2 separate regions of the Homo sapiens genome follow, and region 1 is linked to region 2. The links are chromatin contacts, found by Hi-C or POLR2A ChIA-PET in ENCODE. All regions are on one chromosome and are shown on one strand. The core of a region is the stretch at or near the end of the contact, and the rest is flanking DNA. Distances in the headings are between cores, read along the strand shown.

Region 1 (4,151 bases), core at 1,582-4,081, 2.0 Mb after region 2:
CACTAAATTCAGGACTTTAAAGCCAATCTTGTAGATAATCTTTTTCTTTGTTAATTGAAATATAAACAGATTTCCAAAGCAGAGCAGGATAGTTTTATAATATACCTATAAAAATTACTAAAATGTCATCATCATGGCAATATATTCCCACTAAAATCTTACTGTGAACATCCCAAATATGTGTAGAGGCCCGGCAAAGTCTTACAGTTCAGAAGAGAACTTTCAATCCTCTTTTTTCAATGTTATTTTCCCCTTCTATCTGTCCCCCCTTCTTAGCATAAGGTTTAATAAAAGGGGATATGATGATATTAAACATATTTAATCAGACAATATTGATATCTTTTTAAAATATTAATCTTATAACCCATGAGTTTCCTAGTTCATACCAAAATGTCCCTGCAAGCTGTATTCAGAAATAAATAGTAGGAAGGTGCTGCTTTATCGGCAGTCTGTACAATGCGTAGACTCCTTAAAAATTTCTTTCTGTTCATATTTTCTATTTCTCTCCCTCTTCTTCTACAATTGACCCAGATTCTCCAAGTGCAGAACAGAGAGAAGAAAGGTGTGGAAGCCTAAAGGAAGGAAGCAGAAAGATAGGCAGGCATTTCAAGTTTTCTATGGTCCACTACCGTCACTAGTGACCCAGCTTCTGCTTATAAATAAGAAAATTTGTCTTTTAAGAGCACTCTAAATGGTTGCCATATGAGCTTTTGTAGTTCAGAATGTTAATGAGTCCACCAGCATGCTACTCATGCTGTTACTTGCCTGGAGTATTAAGGATTCCAAGAAGGTAGCGTTTCAAAGATCTCTGATCTAATTTCTTTTTTTGGGGGGTCGGGGAGATATGTGGAGAATTAGGAAATGTATCCTCAGATGATACTGAGACCAAATGCATAGTGAATTTTATTTTTATTTTGTATATGTGGAAATGATCCACGATCATCTTCTAAGGAATTCTGGCCGGGAACAGTGGCTCACGACTGTAATCCCAGCACTTTGGGAGGCCGAGGAGGGTGGATCACGAGGTCAGGAAACCGAGACCATCCTGGCCAACACGGTGAAACCCTGTCTGAACTAAAAATACAAAAAAATTAGCCAGGCGTGGTGGCAGGCGCCTGTAGTCCCAGCTACTCGGGAGGCTGAGGCAGGAGAATGGCATGAACCCGGGAGGCGGAGCTTGCAGTGAGCCGAGATTGTGCCACTGTACTAGCCTGGATGAAAGAGCGAGACTCTGTCTCAAAAAAAAAAAAAAAAAAAAAAAAAAAAGTGAAGGAAACAGAACCTTCCCCAAAGTCATGTTGAGAAAATTAGAGATGGCTTTTTACAACTTTAAAAGCAGCAGCTAAATATTTGCTGAATGCCAGAAAGAATAAATAGGTTGCTTTTGATCTAAGAGTTGGGGCAACAAAATGGTTTAGGAGATAGAAAGTAGTAGGGTGCAAATTGCTATAGTGAGCTCCTCAAGTAAAATAGAGAGGCCTTCAACATAAATTTACCTTTTTTACTGGCCAGAACTCAATTTGGCCAGTAAAAGAACCTGCCTTCTACAATGAAGTCTTTGGTTTGTGTGTGCATCAGAACATCTTTTAAAAATACGGACTTTTCTTCTAACTTCTTTTCCTGCGAATGTGGTGTAGGTCAAATTCGTGAACTGGTTAAGCCGCTGACAAGAGAGGGAAGGGCACCCCAGCCAATGGGAACCCGTGCTGGTGATGTACTGCTCCTAGGCTGCGATTCATTGGCTGCCTAGGGTTTGTCATTCTATCCCCGGCGTCTGCAAGCAGCGTGGGTCGGGTTTTCCAGCTAGCTAAACTGGATTTTGGCCGCTGGCACGTGCAGTTTCTATTAACTTTAGCTCATCTCTACCTCTTAATAGAAGCAGCTGTTATGTTTCTGATTATTCTCCTGATTTTGAAAAATCCTGTTCCCTTAACCTACCTCATTGGAGGTCGTTGGAGGTCCCCTGGGACAGAACCACGTGATTATCTAACATGTGCAAATAAATACAATGTGGAATCCCCTGAACTATAGAGGGAAAACCTGCCAGAAACTCAGAGCATGTGCCCCGTGCGTGAATCAGTTGCACTCGCACATTGGTGGGCGGTGGTAGCGTGCTTGTGTCTCTGCCCTTTGGGTCGCGAGGTGTGTGGCCGTGGCACCTGCTTGGGCTTCCTGGGGTCACTGGGAGAGGAAGGCTCTGGAGGAGTGGGACTCTGGGGTAGGGGGGTCTGGCAGCTGCCTGGGACCCACCATGGGTTCGAAGGGCAGCGGCCAGACCGCGACGGCGCCCAAGAAGGGTGGACAGCTTCGGGTCTGTGCTCGGGGCTGCGTGTACACCATCTTCGCAGGGAGTGGGGTTTGTATCTGCAGGCAGGTAGAAGAGCCAGGGCTCCGGGCGCGGACGCCGTAGGGGTAGCTTCCGAGTCCCTACTTGGCCAAGGGCCGGCACGGAGGGGCTGTCGATCTACTGGGCACCTAATAGCCGCACATTCTGTCCAGTCCCTGGCGCCGGAACGTGAAGGCCCGGGTCCTGGCTGCTATCCGGGATCCGGACGCTCCCTTCGGCTTCGGCCTGGTGCTCCAGGCCGTAAGGCAAAGGCGGCGGCAGCAGCAGCGGCAGAGAAAGAAGCTGGGTAAGGCAGTGACGTCATCTGTGGCGGCCCCTCCCCCGCCCGCCAGCCCTCACCGCAGTTCCTGCCCAACGACATCCGGGTCTCTGTAGCTGCGCGCCGCGCCGCAGCTGTAGCGGCGGCGGAGCCAGCGGGGCGGGGCGAGCGGAGGGGTGGGGGAGGGGCGACGCGGTCGTGAGCGCGCCTGCGCGGGGCCGCGCTAGAGGCGGCGGCGGCGGCGGTGGCGGCGCTAGGGACGGGAGCGCGCGCGGGAGCTAGAGAGCAGTGGTCTCGGCGCTCGTCCGGCCCGCAGCTTCGGGTCCTCAGGCGGCTGTTGCTCCGGAACGGGTGGTTGGGGAGGGGGGGGTGGGGGGACTCTAGACAGCTGAGGCGCGAAAGCGATGAGTCCTCGGCTCTTCCTCCTCCTTCTCCGGGACCCGCTCTCTGCCTCCCTCTCCAACGCCCGGATGATCTGAGCCGCGAGGGCGCCGACAGCCGGGGGCCCGGACGCAGCCCGGCTCCTCCCCTCCTCCGCCCCTTCCCCAGCCTGACCTGGCCCGCCGCTGCAGCGGTGACCCCTCCCCCGGCTGCCGCCGTCGCCGCCGCGGTGACCCCCTCCCCGGCTGCCGCCGCCGCCGCCTCGGCCGACCAGGGACCTGCCCGCCTGCGGCTGCTCCGGGTAAGTGCGGCGCTCGGGCCGACGGCGGGCTGGCGGGCGGTGCGGGCCTGCGCGGCGGCGGCGGCGGGCAGGCCTGGGGCCTGTAAACAAGCCGGGCGTCTGCCCGGGCGCTCCCGGGAGGAGACGCGACAACTCCACCCCCTGGCCGGCCTCCTCCCCCGAGCCGGGCGGCGGACGGCGAGGGGTTAACGCTCGGCGAGGGCGGTGGCGGGGAGGCGGGGGCGGGGTGTTAGTTGCGGTGGCGCGGGGAGGGGGCGCGACCCTCTGGCCGTCCGCGGCCGAGATGGGTGTTTGTGGCGGCGAAGCAGGCGACGGCCGCAGGCCGGCCTGGCCGGAGAGCGGCCTGCAGAACTTTTCCCGAGCGGGGAGGGGGCGTCCCCGCGCCCCCACCCGCTCGGGCGCGCCGCCCCGGCTGTCCTGGGCTTCAGCCCCTGGGAGGGAGGCGGGGAGACTTCCTTTGAACCGGGCTTAGCCTCGAAAAACCTAATTCTGTAGAAATTGCTTAAGGTTTTACAGGGGGCAGGGCTGAGAGACTCCTTCAGAACTCAAGTCAGTGAGTGATGCCTCTAGTTCATTCATTATTAAGGCATCGAACAAATCCATTGAAGTAAATTCCGATTTCTTATCCTTTTAACTACGTAAATCGGGTAAAACTTCTTGATGTTAGAGCTTGGTTGAGGTATGGTTCTGTTCTGCTTGTAGATTTTAAATAAACTTGGAGCCTTTTCTTGAAAGACAGCTGGCTGTGGAGAGCCTTCTACCAACTGCAGTTTTAGATACGTTTTGAAAATTTCATCACCTGAGGTATTTTTCTTCTCTCCTGAAACACCACATGGTACAAATCCACAAAAGTCATGCTTCAG
Region 2 (4,409 bases), core at 156-2,655:
ACATCATGTCCCTTCTAATGTAATGCTCTGACATGAATGAATACAAGGTCATTTCTGTAGTATTCCTGCCATAAATGCATCACTTGAATCAAATAACAAAAAAATCAAACCTAAATTAAGGAATATTCTACAAAATAAATGGTTTGTATTCTTCAAAAGTGTTCATGCCATGAAAACTGAAGAAATACTAAGCAACTATTTTCCAGACTAAAGCAGATTGGAAACATGACAACTGAATGCAAGGTGTGATCTTGGATTTTCTTTTGCTATGAAGGACATTATTGGGCCATTTACCAAAAAAAAAAAAAAAATGCATAAAGTTGATAGATCATAGTATTGGTAATTTTCTGATTTTCACAATAATACTGTGTCTCTGTGAAATAATGTTCCTGTGTTGGGGGAAAATACACACTGACGTATTAATATTTAGGAGTAAAAAAAATGCTGATGCCCTATTTACAATCGGATTAAAATTCAAACCACTTCAAGATTTGGTCTCCTGTGCACTTGTTCTCTTCCTGTCATTCTTCCCCACTTAATCATTATGAGAGGTCACTCTGACGTGACAGTTCCCAGCGCAAGCCAAGTTTTTTACTGTTCCCTAAACCACTGTCTTTTGTTACCCTATTTTAGTTTAAATATCACTCACTCAGAAAGTCATTCCCTGAGCACACTGCCTAAAGTTAGTACCTCCATTGTCTATTAAAGCACTCTTTCTTCTTACTATTTTGCTTATTTATTGTTACCTATTTATTCCCACTGAATGGAAATTACATTAGAAATGGGGGTATGCTCTGTTCACGGCTTTTTCTTGAACACGTGGAATATACTAGCGCTCAAAAAATATCTTTAATCAGACTTATCTTTAACTCTTACCAAAAAGCGTTATACTCATAGAAAGAGCACTAATACTTCCGTAAAATTCTAAGCTGAATTCAAAGACGATACCCTTTAAGTGAAACTTCACGAGAGCCTGAGCACAAGGAGGTGAAGTGGATGCCATCAAGATTCTGGGTCAGGGTCGGGACGCGGAGGAAGACAGGTTACTTCGCGCCTACTGCTTTTTCTACTTTTTGTGAGAGTATACCAGCATCTCTCCCTTTGGCTTAAAGAAAGAATAAAGTGAGGAGAGAATAATAATATAAAAGATAAATAATAATTCCAAGGAAAGGAATAGAGCAGCTTCTCAGATACCACGACGCCAAGCGGCTCAAAGTACGCGAACCGAAGGAGGAGCCTTTGCTTTCCCCAACCCCGCCTCCATTGCTTCTGCACATGCGCGCCGCCAGCCTCTCGCGGCCCGCTTTTTTCCCACAATACTCCTCGTCCTGGGGGCCGGAGCCGCGGAACGAGCCACAGAGAAAAAGGTTATTGGTTGGCAGTTCAGCCAATGAGCGGGCCTGTTACTAGTTTGCGGCATCCTGTGGTATAGGGGAAGCGCTCCGGGCCTGGAATCCCTACGCGTCCCTTTGGGTTTAGCACGATGAGCTCAATCGGCACTGGGGTGAGTTCGCTGTCTGTCGGTGTAATAGTTTAACCTAAGGATTGGGGTTGAAGGGAACTCGGACAGACCACATGGGGTTCGCGGACCCGGGGTGCTCTGAGACCGCCTTCGGCTGGGTGGGCCATTTGCAGCTGTTTGGAGACCGGTCGTCTTTATCCCCTATATGCTAGGCCTGCGTCTCAGGTGACCGTGACTCCTGAAGCTTTTCAGCGCAGGTGTAGCCGGCTTGGCGTCGCCGCAGTGAGGTTTGGAGCCGCTTTGGATTGCTGAGTCACTTTCTTCAGCCACTTAGGGAAACCGAAAGTGGAAACTCGTGGGGCTTGAAATAGTGTGTTCTCTTGAGAACCACCGAGGCAGTGAGATTTGGGATTCCGGGGTCTGGAGATCGTGCTTTTTGTGGACTGCGTTTGCAGTTCCTAGGGTGCTGCTGATTCACAGGCCTTCTCTGTCTTTAAGTGTGCAGATCATTGACCGCTCAGTTTAAGAGTCACTGGAAATCCTGTCGGAACAGAACTAATAAAAATGGTCTGAAAAACAATCTGATGAATCCTTCAGTTTTTCCTTTCTCGTTTTTCCTATACAAATTACCTAACAGCGCTTGTAGGCATTTATTCCGTAAACGTTTAAATGGTTACTTAGGAACTTAACAGCTTCAGACTTTTCATAGACTGTTGAGGATTTTGCAGTGGGACTTGTTAACTTGTTTGGCTTTCCTTTGTTAAACGTATTGCATATGTGCAGTCAGTTTACTCCTTTTATGTACTTCTCTATATAGAAAATACAGTTTCTAAAAGATTTATTGGTTATTTGCACTAGAGTTATTGAATAATGAGTTTCTCAGTTCCTCAATTTCTACTTCTTAACAAGATTCTCATGCTCAGCCTTAAGTTCAAGTACCGGTGTTCTAAATTTGATAATAGGCAACTTATGTCTGGAATGGTTTAATCCATTCAGTTATGAATGCTAAAGTTCTGCCATACTTTTCTTGGATAAGTAAATGCTCAATATTAAATCTTGTAGCAAACTGACTTTGCAATTATATTAATATTACCTTGAATTAATAGTATTTCATTCTACAAACCTTTTAAAGAATACTTGATAATGTAACCATGTGGGATATTTTAGTAACAATGGTAGGGTTAATGATCTGGGTTTAACAGATCAGGAAACAGACTCAGAAAGTACCACTGCTGAAGGCTTTTCTTCTGTCTTCATTTCTCCCAAGAACTCCAGATACGAATATTTGTTTGTCTGCTTGACATGTCTGTTCACTTGATCGTTTAATAGTCATTTCGTACTGCATGTGAAAGTAGAGCTCTGGGTTTTCTCCTCACCTTGCCATTTTGCATCTACTACAGTCTTCAGCTCAGTGAATGGTCATATGAAAAAATCTGTTATTCATCTTTAATTCCTTTTTTTACTTTACTCCCAGAACCAACGCTTTAGCAAGTTTATTTTTTTATTTTTATTTTGTTTGAGACGGAGTCTTGCTCTGTTGCCAGGCTGGAGTGCAGTGGCACGATCTTGGCTCACTGCAACCTGTGCCTCCCAGGTTCAAGCAATTCTCCTGTCTCAGCCTCCCGAAGAGCTGGGACTACAGGTGCGCACCACCACGCCCAGCTAATTTTTGTATTTTTCGTAGAGATGAGGTTTCACCATGTTGGCCAGGATGGTCTCCATCTCTTGACCTTGTGATCAGCCCGCCTCACCCTCCCAAAGTGCTGGGATTACAGGCATGAGCCATCACGCCTGGCCTAGCAAGTTTATTTTTATTATTTTTATATTTTACTCTACTCTCAAAAAATATTCCCTTCTACCTCTTCTCTCGTCTAAGCTACTACCGCTATCTTTGGAACACCTTATCTTTGCTTCTGTTGTTCTCTCTACAGCTTATTTTCCGCATAAAGCCAGAATGATGTTTTTAAAAATATAGATGATACCACTCCCCCTGCTTAAATTTCTCATTGCATTTAGAATAAAATACAGAGTCCTTTTTCCATCCTGGAAGACACAACATAATCTGGCCCTCAGCTACCTCACTAACACAGTTTACTCTTCTTTCTGCTGCTTACAGTGCTTGGGACACAGTGACCTTATTTCTGTTTCTTGACTGTGCTAGCCTTATTTCTACCCTAAGATCTTTGTGCCAAATGTCAAGAAGACTTTTCCTTCATATCTTAAATGGCTAGCTCCTTGTCATTTAGGTTTGACTCAGCCTAAATATAACTGCCCAGAAGGCCTTCCCTGATGATGTAGTCTGTAGTAGTTCATTGCTTTACTCTTTTATTTTCATCTTAGTGCCTTTTCTGATTTACTGCTGTACCTCTAGCACCTAGATTCATGTCTGATGTGAAACTGAAGGACTTAATGAATGAGTATACCTTTGTATTCCGTATAGTAACATAATAGATACTCATTAACTGCTTGGTGAATGCCGAATGATTTGTTTGAAGTCTTTTAGTTTGTTAATGGCAGAGTTATCGTTACAAATTTAAATGTTCGAACTCCAGTGCTGGTTCTACTGCCCCATATTAATCTTTTTCAAAAATGAGTTTTGTAGTCTGGGTGAAAAGTGTTCTGACTTCACCTGGGACCTGTATCCATTACTCTTCAATAGCTGAAATCGAAGGTATATAGCTTTATCTTAGCTACTGTTGCTGCTCTGACAAGTTTCCCTTTCCTCTCTTGAAAGCAAGGTCTTTGTTGGGATATAACAGGTTCCTGATGTTTCAGCCATTTAGAGGGGAAGAAACTGTATGGTCATTACTGCCAAAGATACAAGCTTACTGTTGCCCTTTTCTCCTTAAGTATGACCTGTCAGCCTCTACATTCTCTCCTGACGGAAGAGTTTTTCAAGTTGAATATGCTATGAAGGCTGTGGAAAATAGTAGGTAAGAAACATTTA

Evidence for each region. Hi-C counts contacts between places; a loop is a spot of excess contacts on that map. ChIA-PET counts read pairs that join two places held with the same protein, here RNA polymerase II (POLR2A). Pooled maps may share reads with other maps.
Region 1: a map of naive thymus-derived CD4-positive, alpha-beta T cell shows a loop between it and region 2 (20-fold over the local background). The contact joins the promoter of PPM1A here to the promoter of PSMA3 in region 2. A Hi-C loop is called at or near these places in 1 of 168 maps with a recorded cell type or tissue (naive thymus-derived CD4-positive, alpha-beta T cell), 1 of 37 single-sample maps with no recorded cell type and 9 of 50 pooled maps. POLR2A ChIA-PET finds 5 or more read pairs at or near these places in 1 of 52 experiments (CD4-positive, alpha-beta T cell).

Annotation. Positions count from the first base shown.
Region 1 is chr14:60,246,390-60,250,540 of GRCh38, forward strand. PPM1A (protein phosphatase, Mg2+/Mn2+ dependent 1A) reads left to right here and starts at 2,832. Exons shown (of 6, transcript NM_021003.5): 1 at 2,832-3,288. RefSeq lists enhancers at 1,386-1,635, 2,178-2,906, 2,216-2,265, 2,326-2,675 and silencers at 2,776-2,875, 3,076-3,815.
Region 2 is chr14:58,243,438-58,247,846 of GRCh38, forward strand. It overlaps PSMA3 (proteasome 20S subunit alpha 3), which reads left to right and starts at 1,406. Exons shown (of 11, transcript NM_002788.4): 1 at 1,406-1,504; 2 at 4,313-4,395. The coding sequence starts at 1,484. RefSeq lists enhancers at 960-1,009, 1,050-1,249, 1,418-2,315, 1,430-1,879.